3 separate regions of the Homo sapiens genome follow, and regions 2 and 3 are each linked to region 1. Evidence: chromatin loops called from intact Hi-C (ENCODE). Cell type or tissue: ascending aorta. All regions are shown on one strand.

Region 1 (4,000 bases):
GCTTCTGCTATGAGAAAGTTAAACCTGTATTCGAAATGGATGTCCCAGCAACAGAAAATTGTAAGAATTCACTTTCTGATATCCAGAATACTTCTTTGAGGGGAATATATCATAACACCACCAAGTGTCTGAGGTTTACACTCATCCATTAATATATTCTTTCTTCCAATTTATAAAACAAATAATCACAAAGTTAGCATTTTTCTTCTGTACAGTAGACAGAGAGGTGCTGAGAAGTCTATGCCACAAAACATGACTTATTGCATTAGTTTGTTCTCACACTGCTATAAAGAACTACCTGAGACTGAGTAATTTATGAAGAAAAGAGGTTTATTTGACTCACAGTTCCACAGGCTGTACAGGTGGCATGGCTGGGGAGCCTCAGAAAACTTATAATCATGGCACAGGGGTGAACGGGAAGCAAGCACATCTTCACATGGCAGCAGGAGAGAGAGAGAGAGAGAGAGAGAGAGAGAGAGAGAGAGAGAGAGAGATAGAGAGAGAGAGATGGGGGAAATGCCATACACTTCTAAATCATAAGGTCTTGTGAAAACTCACTATCAGGGAAACAGCAAGGGGGAAATCCACCCCCATGATCCAGTCACCTCCCACCAGATCCCTCCCCCAACATTGTGAATTACAATTCAACATGAGATTTGGGTGGGGACACAGAGCCAAACCATCTCTCTTATCTATCATTCCCAAAATAAATAATAAAAATGCAGGGCAAATTGCTGAGAACAGAGAAAGCAAAAGGTGGCCTTGAACAGAAGAAACATGATATATATCAGTTAGCTACTGCTATGTAACAAATCACTCCAACAGCCAGTGGCTTAAAACAACAAACATTAATTCTTATTCACATATCTGTGTGTTTGTTGGGAGTTGACTAATCTAAGCTATATCCAGACTGGCCCATCTGGGCTGCAGGTTACAGTTAGGTCTGTTTTATATATGTTCACTCTGGGACCTAGGTAGAAAGGACAGCAGCTACTCAGAGGAGGAAAGTTCTTTTCATAGCAATGGCAGAAGTGCAGGAGCTCAAATATCACCACCTAAACATATTTCAAACTTTGCCATGTCATATTTGCTAGAATCTCATTGGCCAATGCAAGTTGCTTGGCCAAGCCCAAATACAAGAAGTGGAAGAGTCTAATCCATCCCAGTTTCCAGGGACTTCCCTGGTTTTTAGCACTGAAAGCCACATCCTGAGAAATCTCTCAGTCCTGGGAAAACCAGGATAGTTGGTCATCCTAGGGGAAGCATACTCTGCCTTTAGTTGAAAGAATTGCAAAGTTATATAGTCAAGACCATGGTTGCAGAAAGGCATACGGGATTGGGATTAATAATTCAATCTACTGCAGGATGGGCACTATGAGTCTAGAGCTACGAATTCTGTATCTGTGTGTTGGAAATAGCTTCAGATCCTACGTGGGTTTGTGGTCTATCTACCTAACATTTGCACACCACTTTATATATCCAAAGTGTGCTGGCACTCTCATGTGATTCTATAAGCCTGTGAGATGGGCGCAAGGGGCATTTTAGACAATCTCAGTTGACAGTGGAGGACACTGTGTGTCCAGGGCTTGCATGTCTTGGCCAAGTTGGAGCAAGACTGCTGAGAGCCTTGGTTAGTAAAGGGTGAAGAGAAACCTCAAGTCGAGTTCTTTTGATGCTCAGCCTCCATTCTTTACCTTCTTTCTAATAAGTCATTCTTTTTGATAAAAATTTGGGGTCAATGCCTGATAGGTTAAGTTGAAAAGCCATGTGTTGCCCTTTCAAAGCCTTGAATTCTAGCCCTGTTTGTAACTAAGGTCACTCGCTTTCCGCACAGTTCAGCAGCAGAGAAGGGAGGCACACATTACTGCTCAGTATGGGATACGAAGTGCCTTCCCCAAAGTAGCTGACAATGAGAATGTCTGCCCTTTATATCTGAGGACTCTTGAGAGCAGCCTGTGAGAAAGGTGGTTTATGAAGGGCTCTGAGAGTAGAAAGGAGATTAGAGTTTACTTACTGATGGCAGAAGCAATAGGAAAAGTCTATGGCAACTGAATGACCCCAGGAACATGGTCCACGCTGCCTTTGCCTTTTCTACCCAGGGCTTAGTGGCCTAAAGAGGTTCTGTATCTGTGAAAGGCAGTGCCCTTGTCCCCTTGGCAGGCTCTGAGGCTTACTCGAACTTGTCTGGCACCAAGGGACTGAGAGATTGCAGAGCTGGTACCCTGTGCGCATCCAGCCTCTGACTCAACATTTCAAGGAAGTCAAATGCAGCAGTGGGTGGTTATTTATAAGGACTGATGTAAGTTGCTCCTTACAAATCATTTATTACTATTTAACTGAAAGTGATGAGCTCATGCCTGAAAAAAAAAAAAAAGGCCTTCACGAAATGATGGACCTTTGGGGAGTGCTTCTCCTGGAGCCAGTTTGTTCTACATGGAGGAGGGAGGGAGGAAAGGAGAGGAGTAAGCCTCATATTCCCCTTCCAACAAATCTACCACAATCTTATAAAATAGGGGGTTTCAGCTGCATTTTCCAGTAAGCTTGGTGACTTCATTTACATGGCAAAGATTTATGAAAGAAGTTCACTACCATAGATGTCTATGACATTGAGTCTCTTGACCTCGCAAGAATTCTCCCTCTGGTTGAGATTGTTTTCTAAGTCTGAAACTCTGGGTTTTAAAGGCATGGTCCTATTTAAGGAGGAACCATGTCTATGAAGTTTGAGTATAATGTGAAATGAGTTTCATGTGGCCAGAGCTCAAATACTCATGATTCCTCGCAAATATCTGAGACCCAGAAATAATTTTGACATCGTTTAAATCAAGAAAATGACCTGTCTGTTTCTGTTTTCCTGACTGAACTCCCCAACTAACATGTTTATAGATTAACAAAAAATCAAACTCTGAGATGTTTCATATGGCACCTTTCTTGAAGTTTCCTGAAACACACACACACACACACACACACACACATGCACACACTATTATTGCTCAGAAAAAAAAGGCAACATAGTTTTTCATTTTTAAAAGTCAGGAAATAAAAATCATAGAAGTTTTTTTTCTTTCTTTCTTTTCCTTTTTTTCTTTCTTTCTTTCTTTCTTTCTTTTTTTTTTTTTTTTTTTTGTTAGATATGAAGCCTCTGTCTGTCACCCAGGCTGGAGTGCAGTGGCGTGATCACCGCTCACTGCTGCCTCAACATTCCTGTACTCAAACCATCCTCCCACTTCGGTCTCCCCAGTAGCTGGGACCACAGGCACGTGCCACCGTGCCCAGTTGATTTTTGAAAATGTTTTCTAGAGATGAGGTCTCGCTATGTTGCCTGGGCTGGTCTCAAACTCCTGGGCTCAAGCGATCCTTCTGCCTTGGCTTCCCAAAGTGCTGGGATTACAGTCGTGAACCACCACTCCCAGCCGATAAGCAGTTTTTCAAGCGAAGCGTTTTAACTAGAGAATCGAGAACTAAAAAAATTGTAACAGGTAGTTCGTGCTATATTTAATTCAATACTGTGAACGATTTAGAAGACTAGATCATCAAGACAACATTGACAACTGTGGAAAAGAATGGTGTGCAGTGGAGGGCAGACTTATGGAAAAGCAGGAAAATAAAAGAGATGAAAAGATTCACTGTCCCTGGATCCTACCTAATTCATCTCAAGGTCTACTCTACGCAAGGATCTGTTAAAAATCTGTCCCCGTAAGCATCTGGGTTCTTTGAAATTCTCACAGGCCAGCCTCGCTTCTGACCACATAGAAACTGGGGACATGTTGGTCAAAGGGTGCAGACTTTCAACTACAAGATAGATAAGTGCTCTGGATCTAATGTACGCATGGTGACTATGGTTAATAATTCTGTATTGCTTCTTTGAAATTTGATAACAGAACAGATTTTAAGTGTCCCTGGTGAGCACCCCCACAAATGGTAACTATGTGTGGTGATGGATGTGTTCGTCAATTTGATTGTGGCAATCAATATACAATGTATACATTTATCAAATCATCAC
Region 2 (4,000 bases), 260 kb after region 1:
CTGACAGATACAGGGGGAGTGCCGAGCCACGCCTCCTTGCTGCCCTTGGGAGAGATCTGGGAGAGAGAAGAGAAGCAAATGATCTCTCTTGACCCTCCAGTCAGATAGTATCTTTCCATCCTCTGGCCTCCCATACTACCATCTAAAGTGTCATCAGGTAGAAGGCAGAGCAGATGTCCTTGGCCCTTCCAGAAGGAAGCATTCAGCTCAGTCTGACAAAGAACTCCCTTGCCGTCAGTGCTACACGCAGGATGGGCTGCTTCTCAAAGCCAGGTCCCTGTCCCAGCCTTAAGGACCATGTCTGCAATGTGACAGAGGAAAAATCTCCATTTGGAGGAGGCTTGAACCCGATGATCTACCTTTCTAATAACAGGGAGCTGGCATCTATGGCCAACACCAACTGGCCTGCCCCAGCAATGGACCTGGATACATCATACTCCACTCCAACCTCTGGACTCAAAAGCCTGCGAGTCCTTTGTCCCCTGGCTGTGGAACAGCCTATAATTTATCATGCAAACTTAGGACACTGTTTTTTGGGTTTTTTTTTTTTCTTTAATTTTTTTTTTGAGACAGAGTCTTGCTCTGTCACCCAGGGTGGAGCTCAGTGGCGCCATCTCCGCTCTCACTGCAACCTCTGCTTCCCAGGTTCAAGTGATTTTCCTGCCTCACCGTCTGGAGTAGCTGGGACTACAGGCGCACCCCACCACACTTGGCTAATTTTTGTATTTTTAGTAGAGATGAGGTTTTGCCATGTTGGCCAGGCTGGTCTCGAACTCCTGACCTCAAGTGATCCGCCCAACTCAGCCTCCCAAAGTGCTAGGATTACAGGCATGAGCCACTGCACCCGGCCTTAGGACACTTTTTCAAGTGAAAGACGACAGTAATAATAACAATAGCAGTAGCACAACAGGGCAGATAAGGAGGTATAGTCACCATGACTAGAGTGCACTCTTAGCAAAAATGCCCAGACTTATGGTGGGATCTATAATTCTAAACCACAACATTTATTTTATTCATATTTTTATTTTTAGAGACAGGGTCTTGTTCTGCTGCCTTGGCTGTAGTGCAATGGGACGATCACAGCTCACTGTAACCTTGAACTCTGAGCTCAAAAAATCCTCCTGCCTGGCCTCTTGAGTAGCTGAGACTACCGGCTTCAGCCACCGTGCTGGCTAATTTTTGGTAGAGATGGGGGTCTCACTATGTTGTCCAGGCTAGTCTTGAACTCCTGGCCTCAAGCGATCCTCCCACCTCAGCTTTCCAAAGTGTTGAGATTACAGGCACGAGCCACCGTGCTTGGCCTAAACCACATTTATTAACATGCTAAAAATCTGCCTGGTACCATTAAAGACTGAAGCCTTTCAATGAATATAGCAATAAATATAGCAAGGCACTATCACATAAAAACCTGTGGGCTGGGAATTCTGGTGGATATGGAATACTTAATGAGGGTGGGAGAATTACAGAGAAATGGAAGTCCTCTGGTTTGAAGAGCAGGAGAGAAGTACTGAGAAAGTGAGAGTGGTAGGGGACAAATCAAATTGTATTTCTTTTTTTTTTATTTGAAATGGAGTTTCGCTCTTGTTGCCTAGTCAGTGCAATGGCACCATCTCAGCTCACTGCAACCTCCGCTTCCTGGGTTCAAACGATTCTCCTGCCTCAGCCTCCCGATTAGCTAGGACTACAGGCACGCGCCACCACACCCAGCTAATTATGTATTTTTAGTAGAGACGGGGTTTCACCATGTTGGTCAGGCCAGTCTTGAACTCCCGACCTCAGGATATCTGCCCGCCTCAGCCTCCCAAAGTGCTGGGATTGCAGGCGTGAGCCACCGCGCCCGGCCTCAGAATTGTATTTCTGTAGATATTTTTAATCATCCTTAAAATAACACTAAGGAAAACTCAACTCTTCATAAACGTGATTGATTTTGGGGGGCGGTTTGCGGGATGTCTGGAATAGAATTGGGGGAGATAAAGCTCCTACTCTACTGTCGCCTCACGGCACCATCACCAAGCCACACCTCTGTGCTGGCACTGCCTGGATTTACTATGAGCCACCCATGTGACTAAGCACATTTCTAAACATCTGACGCTCAGAGTCCTCAGTCTGTAAAGCCAAGCACCCAGAGGCCTTTGCCACTAGCTTTCCGTGTAGCTTGGACCTTCTGTGACCTCACTCTCCTGTTGACCTACAGCAAAATAGCTGACGTCATGCCAAGCCTCGCAGACCTACCAGAGTGATTCATTTAATAATATTTGTAATCTTTGAAAGATGAGGTTGCTCCATAAAAGGGTTAGAAAATAACTGTGACTTTTGTAATGTGTTAACATGCATACCTAGGAGTCTCTCCTGTCCAAACACCATTATAACCGCCTGCTCTCTTACTTTCTTTCACTGGCTTCTTATTTTTTTTCCCCTCTGGGGCTCCTAAAGTCAGACTCACATTGGAATGGTTTGCAAACTCCCGTCTTTCCTGATTGGGTCCATCTGAATGGAGCCGTCACCAATGTCTTCACAAATGGCATTTCCATTAACATTTCTATTTCTGTCCATTCGGGGCACCTAAAGATTTCCCACCAAGATTTACATCAACTATTTTAAGAACGTGCTTTTAAAAAGCCAATGAGTTTGCTAAGTTTAAATCTGACTTTCTCAAGGGATGCTTAAAAGAAATATACAAAGTTTTTTTAAAAGAACCTTTGTAAGTTCAAAATAACATTCCAAAAGGAGTCACTAGGAAAACATTCAAGGGAAGAGAAAAAATTTTTTTTTGCATTTGTGGCAGACCTGGCTTTATCTTAATGTTCTATGTTTGTTTTTCGACGCAGAAAAGTCAAATAGCCATAAGAGTCACAAAATAATTGAAAGAAAAATGGCTTGGTGCTTCTCATGTCTAGAATATTTATAGCAGAGGGAGGAGCTAGGCTGTGTATATCCATTATTCAACAGGCCAGGTAAAGACAGAAGATTGGCCAACGGCAGCTCAAAGACAGAGCCCTGGGGATTCTCTTAGGTCTTATGGAAGCTGCATCAGAGCTATTGCTAAACTATGTCAACTGTAACTTTCCATTAGCCTGATGACCTGTGATCTACCAATGCCACAACATGACTGGAATGCTCAGACAGTTACCAAACAGGAAGATAAGCCATGGGTAATTATTTCAATAGAAACTTAGAGTTGAAGTGATTGTTCCTGTAAGAGTCTATTAATTAGAATTAGATTTTGCTGCTAAACTAAAAAACTCTCCTAATAGTGGCCTAATCATAAAAAGAGTCCAGAGGTAGGCAGCCTGTGGCTGGTGTGATGTCTGGTATGGTGACACCAAAGAGTCATCAGGGACCCAGGCTCTGAACTGTATCCTCTGCCAACTTGAGCATGTGGCTTCCATTCTCCAGGTTACTTCATGGTCTCAAATAGCTATTCTCTATCATGGCTATCTATCAGAACGGCACACTTCAAGTAGGAGGAAAGAGAGAAAGGAGGGAAAGTGTGGTCTCCTCTATTTTAAAGAGATTTCTAGAAGCCCCGCACAACACTTCCATTACAGCTCATTGGCCAGAGCTTGGTCACATAACAATTACCAGCCCAAAAAAGACGGGGAGCTGCTAATTTCCACAAGTACCCATCAGTCTCTTTCACAAATAGCAACTGTGCTTACTGAGTCTTTTCGTGTCTTTCAGAAGCACCCGCTTGCCTAAATCCATCACTTCATACTGGAAAAGCCTTTATGAACATTTGCTCACATTAGGTGTAAAAAATAATCCAGAAGTTTAAAGAGAATGCTGTTTTCCATGAACTGTAATAAATGATAAGTATTTAAACCTTAAAATGGGTTGGGTGTGGTGGCTCACGCTTGTAATCCCAGCACTTTGGGAAGCCAAGGCGGGTGGATCACCTGAAGTCAGGAGTTCAAGACCAGCCTGACAAATATGGTGAAACCCCATCTCTACTAAAAATACAAAAATTAGCTGGGCATGATGGTGGGCGCCTGTAGTCCCA
Region 3 (4,000 bases), 330 kb after region 1:
AGGCGGATCACTTGAGGTCAGAAGGTCAAGACCAGCCTGGCCAACATGGTGAAACCCCGTCTCTACTAAAATACAAAAATTAGCTGGGCATGATGGCAGGCAACTGTAATCCCAGCTACTCAGGAGGCTGAGGCAGGAGAATCGCTTGAACCTGGGAGGCAAAGGTTGCAGTGGGCCGAGATCACACCACTGCACTCCAGCCTGGGTGACAGAGCGAGACTCAGTCTCAAAAAGTTTTTTTGAAAAAAATAATTAGAGCCTTTTGTAACACTATACACTAAAATTAATTCCAGATGCACTGAAAAGTTAAATGCAAATGTAAAAACCAAAACATAAATATATAAGGACATTTCAGTGATACATAATCTGGAGATGGAGAAGGTCTAAGTATACATCAAAGATAGAAATCATAAAAGAATATTCTAAGGGATTGCATATAGAGATGTTAAATGCCAAAAATCATCACAAGATTGAAAGGCAAACTAAAAAAACCAATGGAAATTCACAACATAGATGACTGACTATGTTTAATGTACTTCAAATATAAATAGATCTCCTAAGTCTATAAGGAAAAAAAAATCCCAGTGGAAAATCTGTCAAAGAATGTTATCAGACAGTTTGCAAAAGAAAAGATACTAATAGTAAAAAAATCTAAGAAAACATGTTTGACTCATTAAAAAATATAATGAGATACCATTGTTACTTATCAAATTAGCAAAGCTTTTTTCTTCTTCTTCAGTAGCATCATCCATTGTTAATAAGGTCGTAGTGAAGTTAAGACACTCCCATAGTCCTGGTAAGAGTACAAAATGGCTCATCTTTAATGAAGGAAAGAAAATTAAGTTTACAGGAAAAAGGGATTAAATAGATATTGAAGCATAATGAAATATTATGTGGCCATAGAGAATGAGAGTTCATATATACAAACCCACATAAAAAGTAAGAACATATTGAAAAAAATGGAAAAGCAAGGCACAAAATAGTATAAAAAATGGTCTCATTTTTGCATGTAGCATATTTGCTTATTTCGATTTCTCAAACATACTTCTTTTCTCAGAATTTCCTGGAATGTTTGTGAAAATGTATTCCCAGTCTACCTCGGACATACTAGACTATAGTCTCCAGGAAGGGGACGAGGGAAATTTGTGTTTATCAAGCCCCCCTAGGTGGTTTTTATATCAGGTAAATTGGGGAAATCCTGATCAAATCTAATGTAAACTCTTTCTTCAATTAATATTGAGACTGAGATCCAGCAAGGCTCTGGGAGCTGTCAAAAGCAATAGCTATTTAGTAGCAGAATGGGAACTAGAATTACGTGTGTATAATTCCAGATGAGCAATCCCTTTTTAAAGCCCCAAGCATATTCACTAATATTCTTAAATTTAACTCCCAACAACTTCCTAATCCCTTTGTAGACAGGTGGCAGAAGTTCTTAGCTCTATTGTTGCACATTCGGTAATGACCTTTCTTTGTTGATAGCGAATGGAAAGTTTTCCATTTTCACCGTTCCCTAGCAATGTCACATTTTCAAACAGTAGCTCAAAACTCTTTAAATAGAAAAGATCCATTTCTACTCTATCGTGACTCAGTAACAGCCACAGGATTCTTCTCAAACTTTCCTAAAAATGTCATCTTTGGGCTGGACTCAAGAGGAACATTTCAGCCAAGGAGACACATTTTCCACTCTGTGAAGAATGAGCGAGCATGGGGTTGGAACATAAAGTGTTTTGCAATCCTCAGAAAAGCAATACTTGTCATCAAAACCATGGCAACGTCTCCATGTGATGCCATCAGAGTCTGGGATCATTCAGGAGCCTCATTCTAATTGGAGACTTGGTCGGGGCCATCACCTGTGTTGGTCGGAACAGTCACCCAGCTGCCTGTTGGCTTCAGAAAGAAAACGGTACCCTACCTGACTGTTGCCATGGAGACACTATGGACAGTGATTCTGAGCTGAGCATCCCTTATGTTGAGTTACTAGGGGGCAGGTAGCATGAAACGTGCCTCATGTTCTAATGGCTTCTGATTCTTCATTTAAAAAGACATGCCCTTCACCCTCGCACCAAATGGAAGAAATACATTAAAACACAAGGTATAATATGACTAAAGTTACTGTTTTCTCATCCAAATATTAATAGTTCCATTTGGAACTTACACTCATGAGATAAAAGTTTAGAGTCCAAAATCATGGTTGGAAATTTGCCTGCCTAAGTTTATAACTCTATGGCCTTGGATGAGCTTTTATATCTTAGGAGCTATGACCAGGGGATAATAATACACACTCCTCAAGGACTATTGGGAGATTTCAATAGATGATTTATGTAAAACACTTCAGTCCCCAAGACTGGCACTTTTCAATTCTGTTAATAATCAGCCCCTTTCAACTTTCTTACTAGGAATTATCAGCATGAGAGAGAGAGGGAAAAGGAATAAAAGAAAGGAATAGGAAAGAACTGACCTGTAGTGAATTAATGACTCAGCTTCTTCTATTCACCTCATTTTGTGCCTTTTCCATCTCACTCGATGTGATGTGTTACTCCTGTGCCTTCAGTTTTCCCTTCATGTAAATGGCATAACCTCTTCTAAGGGACCATCACTCCTGGGCACAGCCAATGTTTCAGGCAGTAATGACTTTTTAAAAGGTATATGCTTGCATTCGCATCGCAACCTAAAGCTCCCTTTTCTTCTTTAGATTCTGCCATCCAGAAAATAGGTGGGCTTTCTTGTGAAGCAGCCATTATCGATACAATGCATAAAGGTCTTTGATAACCTTGTAGAGTTTAGAAAGTGGTAAGCTCATTAATGCCGTCCCAATAATCCTGAAGTTGTTAACTATTATTTGTTGTTAATATTGAGATTACAGCTATATACAGATGCTATCTATACAGAAGGCTGGGGCTCTTGGACATTGAGGATTATGACGCTTGGCAGACTCAAAGTTAAATCTATGTTTTCCGTTCCCAATGTCCTTGCCCCATCCTGTTGCTTCTCTTTGACATCAAGAAAGGCCTGCCCACCAGCAGCGGGCATGTGGCAGAGGTGACTGTCTAAGTAATAAGCAAAATGTCACAATGTCCTTCAATCCTGATATTTCCCTCCTCTTCAACCTGAAACTCTAAGGAGACCTATACAGCCGCACCTGGTTCTCCCTCTTCTGAGTGCCTCTGCTTTCTCTCCCAGGCACAGGTGAGTGAACTCTGCCAAGCTTCCTAACCCTCAATTTCCAAGAGCCCTGGCCCACCTATCTGTACATAGCAATAACCTTAATATTAACAACAAATAATAGTTAACAACTTCACAGGATTATTGGGAAGGCATTAGTGAGTTTATCACTTTCTAAACTCTGCACTCTCTGGTCGCAGCTCCCGTGTTGTGCAGAGATAGTATAGCTCCCATTCTTGAGTTGGAACCTAGTTCCAGCCCCGAGCTACAAGCGTGGAATCTAGTCCTGGTTCTCCACTATACTTGACCCACAAGTTTCTATGCATTTTTAAATAATTATTAAACAGTGGGCTGCTTCTCTGACTCAATAGGCTTCACACCTATTCTATGATTATAGAATATTAAGGGAACATATTTTCCCTTCTTTAGGAAGGTACATGCGTAGGGTGGTGGTAGAACTTGCTACTTGTTCCTGAAGTTCATTTTGGAGAAAAATCCAGGGTGGAGCTGTCGTGGGACATTTATGTTTTTTTAAAACAAACAAACAAACAAAAAAAACCATAGACCAGTCACGGTGTCTCACGCCTGTAATCCCAGCACTTTGGGAGGCCGAGGTGGGCGGATCACCCGAGGTCAGGAGTTCAAGACCAGCCTGGCCAACATTGTGAAACCCTGTCTCTACTAAAAATACAAAAATGAGCTGGACATGATGGTGTGTGTCTGTAATCCCAGCTACTCAGGAGGCTGAGGCAGGAGATTCGCTTGAACCTGGGAGGCAGCGGTGGCAGTGAGCCAAGATTGTGCCATTGCATTCCAGCCTGGGAGTCGCAGAGAGACT

What was found. A loop is a pair of places that touch in the nucleus more often than their neighbours do. Peaks named below come from ENCODE experiments on the same cell type or tissue, not always from the same donor. Only the 100,000 strongest peaks of a DNase experiment are listed, where the experiment ranks them.
Region 2: a loop joins it to region 1, with 3 times the contacts of the local background. A loop is called at or near these places in 1 of 110 quality-filtered maps.
Region 3: it touches region 1 in a loop (3-fold over the local background); 1 of 110 quality-filtered maps calls a loop at or near these places.

What each region holds. Positions count from the first base shown.
Region 1 is chr17:12,363,802-12,367,801 of GRCh38, forward strand. No RefSeq gene overlaps it. Among named protein-coding and RNA genes, the nearest start is that of LINC00670, 180 kb to the right of the region's middle. In ascending aorta, no CTCF peak of the experiment used is centred here; a DNase peak (open chromatin) is centred at 2,200; H3K27ac peaks cover 3,307 bases.
Region 2 is chr17:12,625,260-12,629,259 of GRCh38, forward strand. The region is part of intron 3 of LINC00670 (long intergenic non-protein coding RNA 670); the gene reads left to right. Among named protein-coding and RNA genes, the nearest start is that of MYOCD, 39 kb to the right of the region's middle. In ascending aorta, no CTCF peak of the experiment used is centred here; DNase peaks (open chromatin) are centred at 2,132 and 3,069; H3K4me3 peaks cover 469 bases; H3K27ac peaks cover 4,000 bases.
Region 3 is chr17:12,689,603-12,693,602 of GRCh38, forward strand. All of the region lies in intron 1 of MYOCD (myocardin), which reads left to right. The region is part of intron 2 of MYOCD-AS1 (MYOCD antisense RNA 1); the gene reads right to left. Among named protein-coding and RNA genes, the nearest start is that of MYOCD-AS1, 15 kb to the right of the region's middle. RefSeq lists an enhancer at 1,855-2,024. In ascending aorta, no CTCF peak of the experiment used is centred here; DNase peaks (open chromatin) are centred at 1,789 and 3,912; H3K4me3 peaks cover 587 bases; H3K27ac peaks cover 3,896 bases.